Regions from separate parts of the Mus musculus genome. Here region 2 is linked to region 1. Evidence: chromatin contacts called from ENCODE Hi-C or POLR2A ChIA-PET data. All regions are on one chromosome and are shown on one strand. The core of a region is the stretch at or near the end of the contact, and the rest is flanking DNA. Distances in the headings are between cores, read along the strand shown.

What was found. Hi-C counts contacts between places; a loop is a spot of excess contacts on that map. ChIA-PET counts read pairs that join two places held with the same protein, here RNA polymerase II (POLR2A).
Region 2: a map of heart shows a loop between it and region 1 (2.6-fold over the local background). The contact joins the promoter of Sorbs1 here to the enhancer-like site in region 1. A Hi-C loop is called at or near these places in 9 of 37 maps with a recorded cell type or tissue (gastrocnemius, heart and left cerebral cortex). POLR2A ChIA-PET finds 5 or more read pairs at or near these places in 2 of 5 experiments (Patski and embryonic stem cell).

What each region holds. Positions count from the first base shown.
Region 1 is chr19:40,476,933-40,484,625 of GRCm38, reverse strand. The region is part of intron 1 of Sorbs1 (sorbin and SH3 domain containing 1); the gene reads left to right. Among named protein-coding and RNA genes, the nearest start is that of Sorbs1, 33 kb to the left of the region's middle. Within about 2 kb of position 6,152, at least 2 of the 3 ENCODE cell types and tissues checked have a DNase peak (open chromatin) inside an H3K27ac peak, as active enhancers do; they include gastrocnemius and heart, where a contact is called at or near this core.
Region 2 is chr19:40,509,384-40,516,287 of GRCm38, reverse strand. It overlaps Sorbs1 (sorbin and SH3 domain containing 1), which reads left to right and starts at 2,552. Exons shown (of 29, transcript NM_178362.1): 1 at 2,552-2,917.

The sequences.
Region 1 (7,693 bases), core at 4,903-7,402:
TTAGAAAGGTATTTTGGAGCAACTCCTGTCTGTGTTGTCTGGAAACCAGCAGCTTAGTTTATAGGTTAGCGGGCAGTGGCAGCTCATTCCACCCCAAAAGACTTCACAGCAGTCTAGTTCTGTAGAGTCGCGTTAGCAACAGTGGTGACATAACTTAGCAGACACAGCCAGGCCTCAGCCTTGGCTCCAGTCAGCAGGACAGACAGACCTGGAGGGACACCAGGAGACGTTCTCAGCTGTGCCTTTCTCAGGGAAGTGAAGATCAGTGAAGACATAAGACCCACAAGTGTTGCACGGCTAGCTGTACCAGCAAGCCAAGCTTGCTCTGTCACTTGGAGTCTTATTTATACCCTCTAAACAGTGTCTTGCCTTAGCATGTGCAGCTAATCAGCCCGAGTCCACGGGAGTGGCAAGAAACTGCAGCACACCACCAGAAGTTTTTTGGTGCGGTTTCTCTCTATGGAGTTCCCACAATGTAGTTCAACTATGCAATGTAAGGCAGACCAATACATGCACGTCCTTAGGGAAGAATCCTTCACAGGTCCTTTCACGTGCTTGCTTTAGCAGGGCATCCTTTCTCCTGTGTCTGCTTCAGTGAAACATTTATGAGTCTGCCCTAGTCTCTCACCTGTGTTTGCTTCAGGAAAACACTCCTTCATGTGTTTGCCCCAGCAAAACACCTTCTAACACAACTGCCTCTCCAAAGAACCCTTAAGTTTCTACTTTAATATCATTTCACCTTTTTCCTTTCCTCCCCCCTCCCAGGCCACCCCTTGTGTCTGTCCTCCAACCCTCTGATGCCTTCCCCAACTTTCTAATTAATAGCCTCTTAATAGCTATTGTTGCATGTGTGTGTGTATGCCTGAACATGGAAACGCAGCCTGATGAGTTTATTTTTGTTGTTTGTGTATGTGTGGTTTCAGGGATGTTCACTTTGCAGTGGATGAACGGGGAGCACATCCCTCTAATTCATTCATTCATTCATTCATTCATTCATTCATTCTCTCCCCCCCCATCATAAGTTATCTGTATATCTATTGATGTTTTCATTGTTCAGGGCTCGTTTATGCAGGCAGTTCTGGGAGAGACAGTCTCACGGCAGCTATCATGGTATTCTGGCTCTCACTATCTTTCTGTCTCCTCTTCTGTCATGTTCCCTGACCACAGATGCAGGAGCCGTGCTGTAGATACTGCCTTTGTGTCCGGGCTCTAGTCTGTTGTGTCAAGTTGTGATTTTGTCAGTTTGCTTTCTTGCATATCCCAGAACCATCTGCCCAGGCACTGCACTGCCCACAGTGGGCTGGTTCCTTCCATGCCAATCACCAATCAAAACAATGCCCACAGGCCTGCCTACATGCTAATCATATGGAGGTATTTCCTTATCCTCCTTCTCAGATGATGCTAGCTGTATCAAGATAACAAATCAAGCAGCATATGTGCACACTAAACTCACCGGAGGGTCTGATCCAAGCCAAGCCTGAGGGTGCCATTCCCATTGCAGGGCCCGGTCGGGAGGGACAGGGTTATGGGGTGAGGAGCAGGCTTTGCTGTTGACCTGGCTTGGTTTGAGTCTAGGTTTTTTTTCTTTCTGTTCCCGAGTCTGTTGGCGAGGGGACCCTGGTCTGGGGTTCATACTTGCAAACTGAAAGGATGAAGATCCTCTCCCCAGGGTTCTCGTCACAGTTAGTGGGATAATGCTCAGAGGCTTCCTGCACAGTGTCAAGCACACTCTCAGAAGGACTGAATGCACTGGAACTAGACAGGGGAGGTTGGAGATAACAGTATTCACCTTCCACCCTTGGCCCTTTTCCTCCATACTGGGAATCTTTAAGCTCAGTGGTTCTCAACCTTCCTAATGCCGCGACCCTCATGTTGAGGTGACCCCCAACCATAAAATACTTCATTGATATGTCATAACTGTAATTTTGCTACTGTTACCAATTGTAATGCAAATGTCTAATATGCAGTATTTCTAATATGAGACCTTGTGAAAGGGTCATTTGACCCCAAGGGTTCATGACCCACAGGTTGAGAAACAGTGCTTTAGGTCCTCTTTCTGGGGGCCAGATTGTTAGCCTCCTCTTTTGGCCAGACTCTCTGTTTTATCTTTTATGCTTCCTTAAAAGGCACCATCGAAATCGACAGCATTTACTTGGGTTATAAAATTATATTTATTTAAAAATTTCCTAGAGGAGTAGTTGTGCATTTGAGGGATGTATGTGTGTGTTTATATGTTCTTACAGAATTGTATGTAGCAAAAGACTGGAGTAACCCAAAGTCCATCAGCATAAAATATCTGCACAGTGGAAGGTGGTGCTGACAGGGAAACAATGAAACAGTTCAGGTGTCAGGTGCAGGCATTGGGTTCTGCGGGATTGGAACTGTGTATATGACGTGCTACGTACGGTTTGTACCAAAGGGAGAGGGCAGATATTGATTTGCTTGGGTGTTCATAGTTCCTCTAAAAGGGTCCATGAGAAAGGGCTGATGTTGACTGAGGGGGTTACATCTCGGTGGCCTATTGTGTGCAAGGCCCTGGGTCCAATCCCTACACCACAAAAGAGGAAAAATAAAGAATATAATCTTACCACCCAGGGATTGTGTTTCATATTTTAGCCAAAAGTAGTGGTGTATCCCTATAATCCCAGCACTTGAGAGGCTGAGGTAGGCAGGTGATGCAAGCTGAATGCCAATTTGGATTACATGGTGAGAGGATGTCTCAAAAAGACCGAAGGAGGAGGAGGGAGAGGAGGAGGGAGAGGAAGAGGAGGGAGAGGAAGAGGAGGGAGAGGAAGAGGAGGAGAAAGAGGAAGAGGAGGAGGAGGTAGATCTAGACATTGGTGAGGAAGGAGTTACCGTAAACTGTCTGGTGCCCTTTCAATTATTTGATTGGAGTCTATTAAAAATAGTTTTTAAAGTGTCCTGAGCGGAGACCCCCATCTGTGACCTGACGGTGACAGGCTACTGGAGTGGTATGGGGTTTTGTGAGCTGGATGCTGTTCTACTTTTGCTCCTGTTTGAGATTGTGTTACTTGCACTGTGGGCTCTGATGGACCTTGCCACACTGTATCAGTCTGTGTACTTGAGGCTGTTGAGAGCAGTTCCCGGCCAGTGCTTGCTCAGGTGGCTCTGTGTTTGGCCCTGAGGATCGTCTGCATCTTGACTCTGTTACCTAAAGCACCGGCTCCTCTGCCCTTTTTGTGCCACCTGAGGTCTTGATATCCCTACCTCCTGAGTCTTCAGCCAAGTCATTGTTGAAGAGACACTGGATAGGGTGTGGCTAAGAATCAAATCCTGCATCAGGCTGCCAGCAACCTTTTTCTAGCTGGCCTAGCTGGTCATCTGGCGGACAGGGATACCTGTGTTTTCCTGTTCACTGCCTGGATGTTAACAGCGTGCCTGGAACAGTGCTAGCGCTGAGGACCCACGGAGGAAGTGAGACCTTTCCCCCTTATCATCTGTTCTGTAATTGTGTCAGGAATCATCATTGGCTGTCAGGGCTTATTTATTTGTAGATCATCTTCTTTCCTGTCTTAAAATAGCGCATTGATCCATGTCCCAAGTCCTCAGAGTTCTTTCAGGCTTATGTGATTTTACAGTTGGTCAATAGCAGTTCTAAGAAACTTTTATTATAATTTATTATAATCAGTTAAATATGTATGAGAGGAATTATACTCTGTCTACGGAAAAGCTGAAACCACATTAAAAAAGAAAATGGAAGGATGGCTAAAGCAAATTAGCCATGGCGCTGCTGCTCCACCCTGGCCCATGTTGACATCTGTCTTGCTTCTACCAGAAAACGAAGAGCTGTGCTTCATGGGGGAGAGCCTGCTGGGTAACCTAATTAGATTGTTTCAGAGGGGTGTGACTCAAATGTGTACAAGGAGAGTGGCAGCGTGGGGGGGGGGGGTAGAGGGGCTGGAACAGGAGAGGTGCCACAGGACCTAGGACTCTTTTGATCATCAAGCCAAAATAGAGGAAAACCAAACAGGATTGTATATAAGCTGTGCTCACAGCCATGTACCAGATATTTGTGAACAACTACAAGGGCATGTCCCCAAATAATACTATGGTAGAAATATTGATAAATATGGTTTTATTTCCCCTGGTTTTCCAAATGAGAGTTGATTCCCTCTCTTAATTGTTTTTCCAAACCTTATATTTGCACACTCAGTTGTGGGAACGTAGGGTACAGAACTTGGCTATAGTTTGGGCTTTCTGGGCCACTTTGCTTAGAGCTATATCTCTGCCCTGCTGTTTCTATACGTGGAGGCCTAGAATGGAATAGGGAAGCCAGTCCTGGGAGGAGTCTCCTGGGATTCACTTTGCAACTTGAAAGTTGCAGTCAGATTGTGGGGTGGAGTTGAAATATAATGCTGTAGATTGTTTCCTTGTCCCCAAAGCCTGGTCAGGCCACACCTAATGGAGTGACTTCTAAAATTTCCAAGAGCAGAACTGTGAGGTAATGGTTTAGGAGGTGACTTACCTTGTCACGGCCATGGAGGAGCTGTTCAGATGTTATGTCTGGCAAGCAGATTTCTGACCCTAGCATTCATTTCCCACTTGGCACATGCACATGCAGACGACAGGGTGTGCAGATATTATGTGACTTGGGGCTAAAATTTCCCCTGTTCCGAAGTTGAGCTGATAAAATTGACCCAGAGTTTGTTGTAAAGATCGATTTAACCTTCATGTCTGCAAGCACCTGTCAAGTCCTGATCTATAAACAAGCGCACAATACAGCGGAGCCTGTTTTTCCTGTCGGTGAGTGCCAGCCTTGTAAGTTGGCTCCAGTGTGTTTTCTAGGTGGTCATGCAGAAAGAACTCTGGCCCTACAGTTGTTACGCTGGCATTTAGTTTATGTACATTCTGCCCACTGATTCTGAGTATGGACATGAAGTTGTTGGAGTGTGGTCTAATGGCATAGAATAACATTTGGCACAGTGTCTCTTCAGAGGTCTTTGTTGTTGATGTTGTTGTCCATAAGAGACTTTCTGCAAGACTCTCAGAGTTGGAGTTGATGAACTGTCAGGATCAGGTACAATGGCCTTACCTTGATGGAGGAAATGCTAAACCAGGAGACATATAGATGTTAAATAAGGGCTCAAGGAATACATCTTGACACTTGGTTTGAGAATGCCATGAATGGTAATTAACAAAACAAGAAAGAAATATGTGCCAAGACTCAGGCCTGGCGACACAGGCCTGTAATCTAATCCACTCAGAAGGCAAATCCAGGATGAATGTAAGTTCCAGTCCTGTCTTTTTGGTTGTTGTTGGTTTTGAGACAGGGTTCCTCTGCGTGGCCTTGTCTGTTCTGGAACTTGTAGACCAGGCTGGCCTCAGACTCAGAGAGATGTTGTCTCTGCCTCTGCCTCTCTGCCTCTCTGCCTCTCTGCCTCTCTGCCTCTCTGCCTCTCTGCCTCTCTGCCTCTCTGCCTCTCTCTCTGCCTCTCTGCCTCTCTCTCTGCCTCTCTGCCTCTCTGCCTCTCTCTCTGCCTCTCTGCCTCTCTGCCTCTCTCTCTGCCTCTCTGCCTCTCTCTCTGCCTCTCTGCCTCTGCCGAGTGCTGGGATTAAAGGAGTGCACCACCACCACCACCTGGTGCTGTTGTGTTTTTTCTGCTTGATATTGAGGTTGGCTTTTCTAGGCTCATCTTGGAAGGGCCTTGGGTAGTAGGAATGGGTTGTTGCAGGGCAAGACCATGGTGGCTTTGGGATGGGGGAACATGACCAGGTCTTGCTCCTTATACTACTTCTCTTTCTTTATGTTTCCTTTTCTCCCCCCTTAATATACTCGATTCTTTCTACTTCCTTGTCCCAGGACTATTTTATGTGTTGCCAGGTGTGATGTTCGACACAGAAGATGGAGAGTCCTTTTCTTCCCTTTATGTCCTTGATGCTCCATTTTACAGGCTGTCTTTGGCCATTTCTCCCCATGCCTTGCTGTACCCATTAAAGTCACTGCAGGCTTTGTGGAGTGGGAGACCCGGGTCATCCTCACACGAATGCCAGCTCTTTTGTGTCCCCTATTATGGTGCTGGGGCAATAGGGCAGGGTGTTGGGGTGGCTTTGCACATTCTTGGTTGCAACTGGCAGGGCATAGGAGCCAGTACAGCGGTGGGCCTGTGTGCTGCTGAAGCCGGGCCAGCACCAGGCTCAAAGGCTCAAGTGCTGCCCGGTGCTGACTCCACATTTTGGCTCTTAGGCTTCTGCCGTGTCATTTGTATTGGTCATTTAGCCTGGGCTGCTCCACAGCCTTGTCATCATAGGAATTACACAACATCTAGCGTTTTTGACCTTGTAAGGCTTTGGAGAAGAGACTGTAAATTCCTGCTCCGTATAGCAGCTCAGGGGATGGAACGAAGGAGACTTAGTCGGCTGACAGCCCTGGTGTTGGAAGGCTGCCCCTGCACTTGTGCATATGTTGGGCACGTCCCAGAGGGGTTCGTGCTGCAAAGAAGATTGCTGATCAGTGTTAGCCCAAGGAGGTTTGAGGACAGATTAGCTCCTTTTACAGCAAGTATTTTCTTCAACTCCCCACCACAGAAAGAGAGGTTTGGGTTTATTTAGATACACGTAAGAAGTCTCCTTTTCCTTAGTGTTTATTGTTGGCCTTTCCAAGTTCCAGGCCAGTTTCAGGGGGCCTAGGAAACAGTTTGTCAGCCTCTGTTGTTTTGACGTTCAAAGCTTCTAACAAACCCCAGTTTGGGCGAGAGCTTAGCAACTGCAGCGTGGCTGGGTCCCTGGCCAGGGAGGTGTCATTTCCTGATAGGTTTTGACTGCTAAGCACTCTGTGGGCTCAGTAGTACTGTGTCTCTTCTGAACCGGTCATGTGCTGTACTCTTATATTACTGGAGAGGGAGTGTCCCCAGAGCCTGGGGTGGTGAGGTCACTTACCTGGGTCACCACAGAGCCGTGGAAGAACCTGAACTGGAATTATCTCTTTTTCCAACCAAGTCTTAAATCCCATTTGCTGACTCTGTGTGTGTGTGTGTGTGTGTGTGTGTGTGTGTGTGTGTGTGTGTGTGGTAGTTGAATAGGGTCCAGGCACACACACTTTGCAATCAACTTGTCTGGGCTCCAGGTTCTAGCTGAGTTATTTATTTACTTTGCTTATGAGCATTGGCTTAGCCTTCCAGAGTTTCAGTTTCCTTATCTGTAGGATGGCGACTGCCCTTCTTGATAGGTTTTGAAGCTCTCCCAGGCTTGTTCCCAGTACATGTAGGCACTCAGTAGTTGGCACTTGGCAGTGTTATTTTCCATACCTTGCTGTAGATTTCTGGCTCTGCCGGGGTCTGTTATAGGCAGAGCTGCAGTAATCCCCAAACTTGCACGCCACCCTGCACCATCTTCCTTTCATTTAATGCAAACCTTGTGAGCAGACTAAGATCTGGGTTGGTGCGCACCTGTTAGAAGAGGATGCCTATGGATTTAAGCACCGTGCATTCCACAGTCAGCCATTTTTGGCTCAGTTTCAAAGCAGAAGCAGATTAGAGGTGTATGTGTGTGTGTGTGTGTGTGTGTGTGTGTGTGTGTGTCTGTGTGTACATGTGTGTGTGTAGAGGTTGGAAGTCAACCTTTGGTGGGGTTTCTCCTCAAGTGTCACCCACTTTGTGTTTTCTTGATAGGCTCTCTCATTGGCCTGAAATTCGAGAAGTAGGCCAGGCAGGCTGATTGATCAGTGAGTTTCTGG
Region 2 (6,904 bases), core at 1,303-3,802, 35 kb before region 1:
AATCTGATAACTTTTTATTTGTTTGTTTGTTTGTTTGTTTGTTTTTCAAGATAGAGTTTTACTCTGTAGCCTGGGCTCTCCTGGAACTCATTCAGTAGATCAGGCTGGCCTTGAACTCAGAGATCTGCTTGCCTCTGTCTCTGGGATTAAAGGCATGTGCCACCACCACTTGGCTTGACAGATGTTTATAAAGGGAAAAAAAAATCAGAAAAACAAAGATGAACAAAAATATTTATACATAATTCTAGAGGAAAAATTGTAATGAGATTTTACACATCAGTTTTCAGTCATCCTTCCCATTCAATAATATAAGCATTTTTGAGTTTTGCTATGGCAACAGTGGGCCATGGCGGCTTACTGATGGTTGTGAGCTATTGTGTGTGCACTAGAAACTGAACTGGGTACTCAGCAAGAGAATAAGCGCTCTGAACTATTAAGCCAATTCCACAGCTCCCCACCCCTTTAAAATTACCAAAAATACTTCCTCATTTTTCATAGCTACCTAGTGTTCTGTTAAATGGTGCATATTTAATGTATATAAGTACAGTGTAGTTGTCTTCAGACACAACAGAAGAGGGCATCAGATCCCATTACATACAGACGGTTGTGAGCTAACATGTGGATGCTGGGAATTGAACCCTGGACCTCTGGAAGAAGAGTCAGTGCTCTTAACCACTGAGTCATCTCTCCAGCCCCAAACGGAACATTGAGTTGTTCTGACATTGTGTGTGTGTGTGTGTGTGTGTGTGTGTGTGTGTGTGTGTGTGTGTGTTCTAAACCTTGTTGCCTGGATTTGGTAGGTAGATAACTCTCAGTTTCTCTGCCTTCTATTTCCTACCTCTTTGGCTAATCTCCTAGTATCACTGTGCCTTTAGCTATGTTGTTGTTAGATGTGTAGCGGTGCATATAAAGCTCACAGCCCTGGTGCAACAGTGCACTGTTAATACAGGCACATTCATACTTGCTGCTTTATTATTTTATAGACCAGAGAGCTGTTTGTCCAGACTGTAGCATAAGGTAACAGCAGAGCCTGGGAAGTGTGTTTTACAAAGCAACAGGATGAGGTCTGGGCGAGGCAGAGCCCTGTGCTGAGGGACCCCGGGTTCTCTGGAGGCTTCTTGTTTCCTTGGTTATAGCACGAGCTCCCAGACAGCTAGAAGTCTTCAATTAAAATACACAGACAACAGAATTGAGGACAGCAGGTGCTCAGCCAGGACCTGTCACTGTTCCCTGACATCTAACAACCTTTACAGACAGGGTTCCCCTTGCCTGTGCAGTCACTAGGTCCTATTCTTACCCCACCACACAGCCTGCTAACTAGGAACACAGTTGGGCTGAAGATTCTTGCCCAAGATAGCAGAAAAGAATTAATTGTGCTCAGGTGACTATTCTGTTGTGTTGGAAAGTTGTAAGTCAACTTGACACAGGCTAAGGTCATCTGAGGGGAGGGAACCACAATTAAGAAAATGCCTCCGTAAGATGGGGCTGTAGGCAAGCCTGTAGGGCATTTTTAAAATTAGTGACTGATGGGGGAGGTTCCAACCCATTGTGGATGGGCCATCCTGAGCTCATGGTCTTGGATTCTATATGAAAACAGACTAAGCAAGCCATGGAGAGCAAGCCAGTATGCGGTATCCCTCTGTATCAGCTTCCTGACTCCTGCCCTGTTTGAGTTCCTGTCCTGACTTCCTTCAATGGGGAGCAGTGTTGTGGAAGTGTAAGCCAAATAAACTCTTTTCTCCCCAATTTGCAGAGTGGTGCAGCCAATAATCCGCTCTAGAGGCTGAGTCAGGAGGTTGGCCTGGGGTGTGAGTATGTGGGGCAGCCTCTAATCCCAGAAGGTGGGATTAAGGATCATCTTTGGCTGCACGGTGAGTTTGAGGCCGCGCTAGAATACGTGAGCCGCCTGTCCAAAAATAAATAAATAAATAAATAAATAAATAAATAAATAAATAAATAAAGACTAAAACGAGAAACTAGTAACAACGTCTTTTTCACAAGGCTGGGAAAATCAAATGAGAAAATAGGGAGCATTAGGCAACTGTCTGGTAGAATATAATCAGACTGACAGTGCCATTGGCAAGCTTTTATTCACTACATTTTATCAAGAGGAATTATGGTGCCATTTTACAGATCAGCAAAAGGGCACAGGGTTAAGTAATTTGTTTATAGCTAGGACACACTGTTATTTTACGCTTACTGTTCTTTTCAAGCTCTCTGTGGGCAAACCCTTATAGAGACCACAGGGCCAGCGTCTGGAGTCACTCGCGGGCAGCCCAGGGTAGAAAGGGTTAGCGGGTGCGCGCGCGACATCCGCGGGAACCCGCGGGCGCGCGCCCCGCTCACAGGGACGCAGGCTTGGCGGCGGGCTCTTCCTCGCCTCCCCATTGGCGCACACGCCCCTTCCTGTCACGGCCGGCCAGGCCCCGCCCCCTGGGCGCTGCCGGAGTGGACGGTTCCAGGCCATGCTAATGAGGGGCTGGTCGCCGCCGCCCATTGGCCGGCCCCAGTGTCGGTGAAGTCAGCTCGGAGTAGCAGAAAAACAGAGCGGGGCTGACTGTAGCGTGGAGCGCGAGCCGGGCTGGACGCGCGCAAGCCCTTGCCGGGGACCCGCGAGGTAAGCGGGCGGCGGCTGCGCTCTCCGGCGGCAGCTCCCGGGCGGGCGCAGCGGGCCCCCGGAGCGGTGCCTTTGTTCAGCGCGCGGAGGAGGTGCTTTTAAAGGGCCAGCTGTTGGAAGGACCTGGGGGCCCCCCTTCTCCCAGAGCATCCCCGGGTGGCCGCGGGGGACCTTCGCCGAGCCGTGTCTCCCGGCTGCTCTGTGTCCCCTCTCCCCGTCCCTTCAAGAAAAGTTGCTAGGACGCGGGGAGGTTTGGGGATTCCAGGTTTCTTTATGCCTTTTCGTTTTTGGTAGGTGAAGGTAAGTGCGATCATGGCCTCTGCTTAGGAGGGAATGTCCGCCCGCTTCAGCCTGGCTGCAGTGTGGGTGGATGGAGACGGGAGAGCCCTGGTGGGTTTGCGCTGGAAAGTGAAACTACTGAGGGTCTTTTCTGCAGTGGCCAAAGGAAGAAGGGCGCAAGTGTCAGGATGGAGGCATCTCAGGTGTATTCATTCATCAGCACACCCTTCCACTCCATCACCTAAGCCGAGGGCGGCGGGAGGGGGGCAAGCACTACGCTGCTGGCCCAGACCAGCCTGCATCCGAGCGTGTTGGTGGGTGTGTGTCTGGGTATACGGTGCTTCCGCTCACCGCCCAGGCCCCTTCATGCTTCCCTGGATGACTGGATGACAGCATCTTGCAGGGCAGCCCATCACCAAAGGGACCTAAAGCTACTCCTTTCTCTTATTTCCCAGGCTGTCCCTCCCGGGGTTTCCACGGTCTTTTCCCTGATAAGCGGTGGTGACATTCGAGATAGGAGGGAAAGGAGGCTTTAAAGTCATTATGCTTCTTTGAAGGGCGACGTGCTGTCGATTTCTGTATCCTGGAACCTCTGCGTGTCATACTATGCCTTTGAAATTCATCAGTGCTTTTTCCGGGCGGACAGAATTTATTATGCATTGCTACATAGAAGCAGAAGATCCCTCTGAGCCGGCTCATTCCATCCTGTCCGAGGGTTTTCCCAGCATGTTCTGGACGAGCCTTTGGATTTTTGTTTGAATCGCTGAGCTCTGGGTTGCCCCTGTTGTCACACGGCCGACCTACTGAAATTGCTAAAATTGATTTCAGTCAGTAGGCGGGATGTTCATCTAGAGACACCATAGAACCTGCCAGGCATGTTAGGCCGCTGACTGATCCCCCCCCCCCCCCCCCGCCCATCTTCCAGTCCCCAACACTGGTGTGTCCTTTTTCTTCCTTGGAGAAGGCCAGGGACAGCTTGTCTGACCACATGCTTTTTTTGATTTTTTAAAATACCTCTCTTTACATTTAAGTGTGTGTTTTGGCTGGAAAGATATCGAGGTGGTGATTGAAGGGTGGATTAAAAGTGGGGTGGACAGCAGCAGGGGACAGCCGTGCCAATGACAGAAAACACACATTGGGAGATTTTATAGCTTCAGCCTTCAGTGAGTGAGTGAGTGAGTGAGATGTCTACAGGGTGAGGTGTGTTGGCTGTGAGGGGGAGGGGTGGAGGAGGAAGATACTGCCAACAGTTTTTTGCCCCACCCTCCTGCTGCCGCCTTAAATAACTCCTGGCCAGCCCAGCCCTGAGGTCTTTTTGAGCCTGAGGGGAGAAAGGTGGTCTGTTAGCCCACCTCTGCCTGGGGCACCTTTGATGCAGATTAGGAAGGGTTAGTAGTTCTTAGGGTAGGGGGTCAAAGATGGTATATTCCTTAGCCTAAGGACTCGTGGTAACAGTCTGGTGACTTCCCTGCAGGCAATTAGTACCTGAATGAAGTGCTGGTCGACCTCTGTAGGACAACCCCCTTTTGTTGGCTCTACCTCCTTTTTTTTTTTTTTTTTTTTTTTTTTGCTAAAGCAAGTTGAATTTCTGTAAACTTTTTGAAGAGATTGGGAATATTGGGATGGGGTTGTAAATATGGCAAAGAAGAAAAGAAAATTGCTTCTTCCTGGCAGAACAAAGACCCGTTCAGCTCTTCTGTTTCTTCTTCAAAATAGAGTTGGATGCAGATTGCTGGGTGTGGAGAGATAGGGTCCAGGGAAGAGAGCCTCGCCTGTGGCACTGGTAGTGTCCTTGTCTTCGAAACTCCACTCTCCCTGGACCCTTCTCTGGAGGTGGATGTGGAAGGCACTCACTGGTAATTTAGGATTTAACTAGCCTTCAAGGAGGAATAGATGATCAAAAAAAAAAAAAAATTGATGTAAGCTTGTACCAGAAGCAGGCTGGCTTTGGCTCTGATCAGCACTCTCTGGGCCTTGAGCTTGTGGCTTATGCTGTGTTCCTGTTGGTAAAATAAGAGGCTTTAGAGTGGTGACGTTCTAGGGTTCCCAAAAGCACCATTTAGTTTAAAATCACAAGTACATTTTGTGACGGCGATTTTAGATTCTTTGCTGTTTGCTAGTCAGATGTTAAATTCTGAGTATTTAAGCAAGACTACTGAAGAAGCACTCGAGAGCTGGGGCTTCTGTCGGAGTCAGACTACCTTTTACTTGATTGGTGCGATTCATGTGGTTTTAGAGTATGTAAATAATTCAGGGCTAGAATGATCCAGAGTGAGAGACGTGGACGTAGGAGCGAGTTGGTGTGTGGGGGAGGTGAGGATGGGATGACAGATTGCGGAGGAAAGGGCGTTTCTATAATTCATTCCCTCCCCGCCTGTGTTTTATTTATGATCGCACAGGTGAGCGTTTAAATATTGGGAACATGGGGAGGGGGACCTCGATGATTGATCCCTCCTGGCCTTCACTGAGGAGTGATGCTGGGGAGTTGTGGCCATTTGTCTGAGGTCTATCTCGACTAGCAAGGTGCAGAGGGGGATAAGGATCTGGGTCTTGTGGTCCAGAGTAAGGCCCTCCCTTTTGTGAGAGGAGCCTAAGATGGGAAGGAGAAAGATGAGGAGGAAACAAGAGATGAAGGGGGAGACTGGAGACTCCATAGCTTCAGCCTTTGGAGCCAGGAGTAGAGCAGTCCTGTGTCCTTGGAATGAAGTAAGGATCGGAGCCCCTTAGATGAGTGTGTGTGTGTGTGTGTGTGTGAGATGAGTGTGCTCGTGTGTGCGCATGTGCATGCAAGTGTGTGTGTGAGTGTGGGTGATGTGGAGGTGTTAAGTGCCCTGATCCTGCCACAGATTTTCCTTGCTGACTCTGATTGTAGAATGAGGTTGAAGCTGCTTGTTCAGAGCCAAGCAAGACCTTTTGCCAGAGCCGGGAGAACTCAAACACTCAGGGGCATTAGGTGTGCTGAGGAGAGCTGACGTTGGGCCCAGTTCTGCTGCAATTCCAGGTTCATATTTGTGTATTTTTTTGTTTTGTTTTGTTTTTACATTTCCGATACAAACCTTAAAGTTTTCCATGGACTGAATGGTAGAATTTTCCCATCTAACCTTCCATCATACATTTTATGAGAGAGCATTTCATGTCTTGCCTTTCCAGAGGAGAGCTCCTGAATGGTGGCTCATCATCTTTGGGAGGTAGGGAGGCTCTGGCCTGTGACCTGCGTTAGTGCTAACCCTCACGTTTCAGTGAGCAATTAAAGGGTGGGGAGCAGTGGGTAACCAGAGCATTAACTATTCAAAGGCAAGGATAAAAGATGATAATTCTTTGACGTCTGTGGCCCAAGCCAACAGCCAACAGTGAGGAGCTTGCCTTCCTCGGGCCAGCTCCCAGGTACGAAGAAGTCTCTGTGGCTTCTTCAGGCCTCATGCTTCAGGCATGTTGTGAGGCCCTGTGGCCCTGTATCTTGTTACCTTCGAGGCTTTTTTTCCCCTGCCTATCTTTCCTGTGGCCGTTTGTTTTTTCCTCCCTTCCTCTTGTGTTCTTCTCCCTGCTCTCTTCCCTCATCCTCTTAGTAATATATCTTTGTAGTGTGTTTTAGTGTATTATTGCCTCATTAAAATTTCATGTTCTCTGTTCTTAATTTAAAAGCAGTTTATGTCTTTGACTATATATGTATTTTACACGCAAAACAAAAAGCAAACCCAATTAAACTGCTTTTTATTTCTGTGTGGCCTTCCATTGATTTTCCCCTCCCCCTTTTTGTCTGAGGTCAGTACTGACTCTTTCTAGAAAAAAATAAAACAACAAAAAAAACCCTTTTTTTCTAAAGTCTCTGTCATGTGGTTATTGTTTTAAAAACAAAACCAGCTATAACAGCAGAACACGTTTCCACCCTTATATTGTGAGCCACCAGGGACGCCCTGTCCCAAGAAGTGTATCCTGTTTCTTCCTTCAATGGAAGAAGCATTGTTAATGTGTTTCATAAGAAGGCTTAAACTGTCCAAGGGCTAGTGG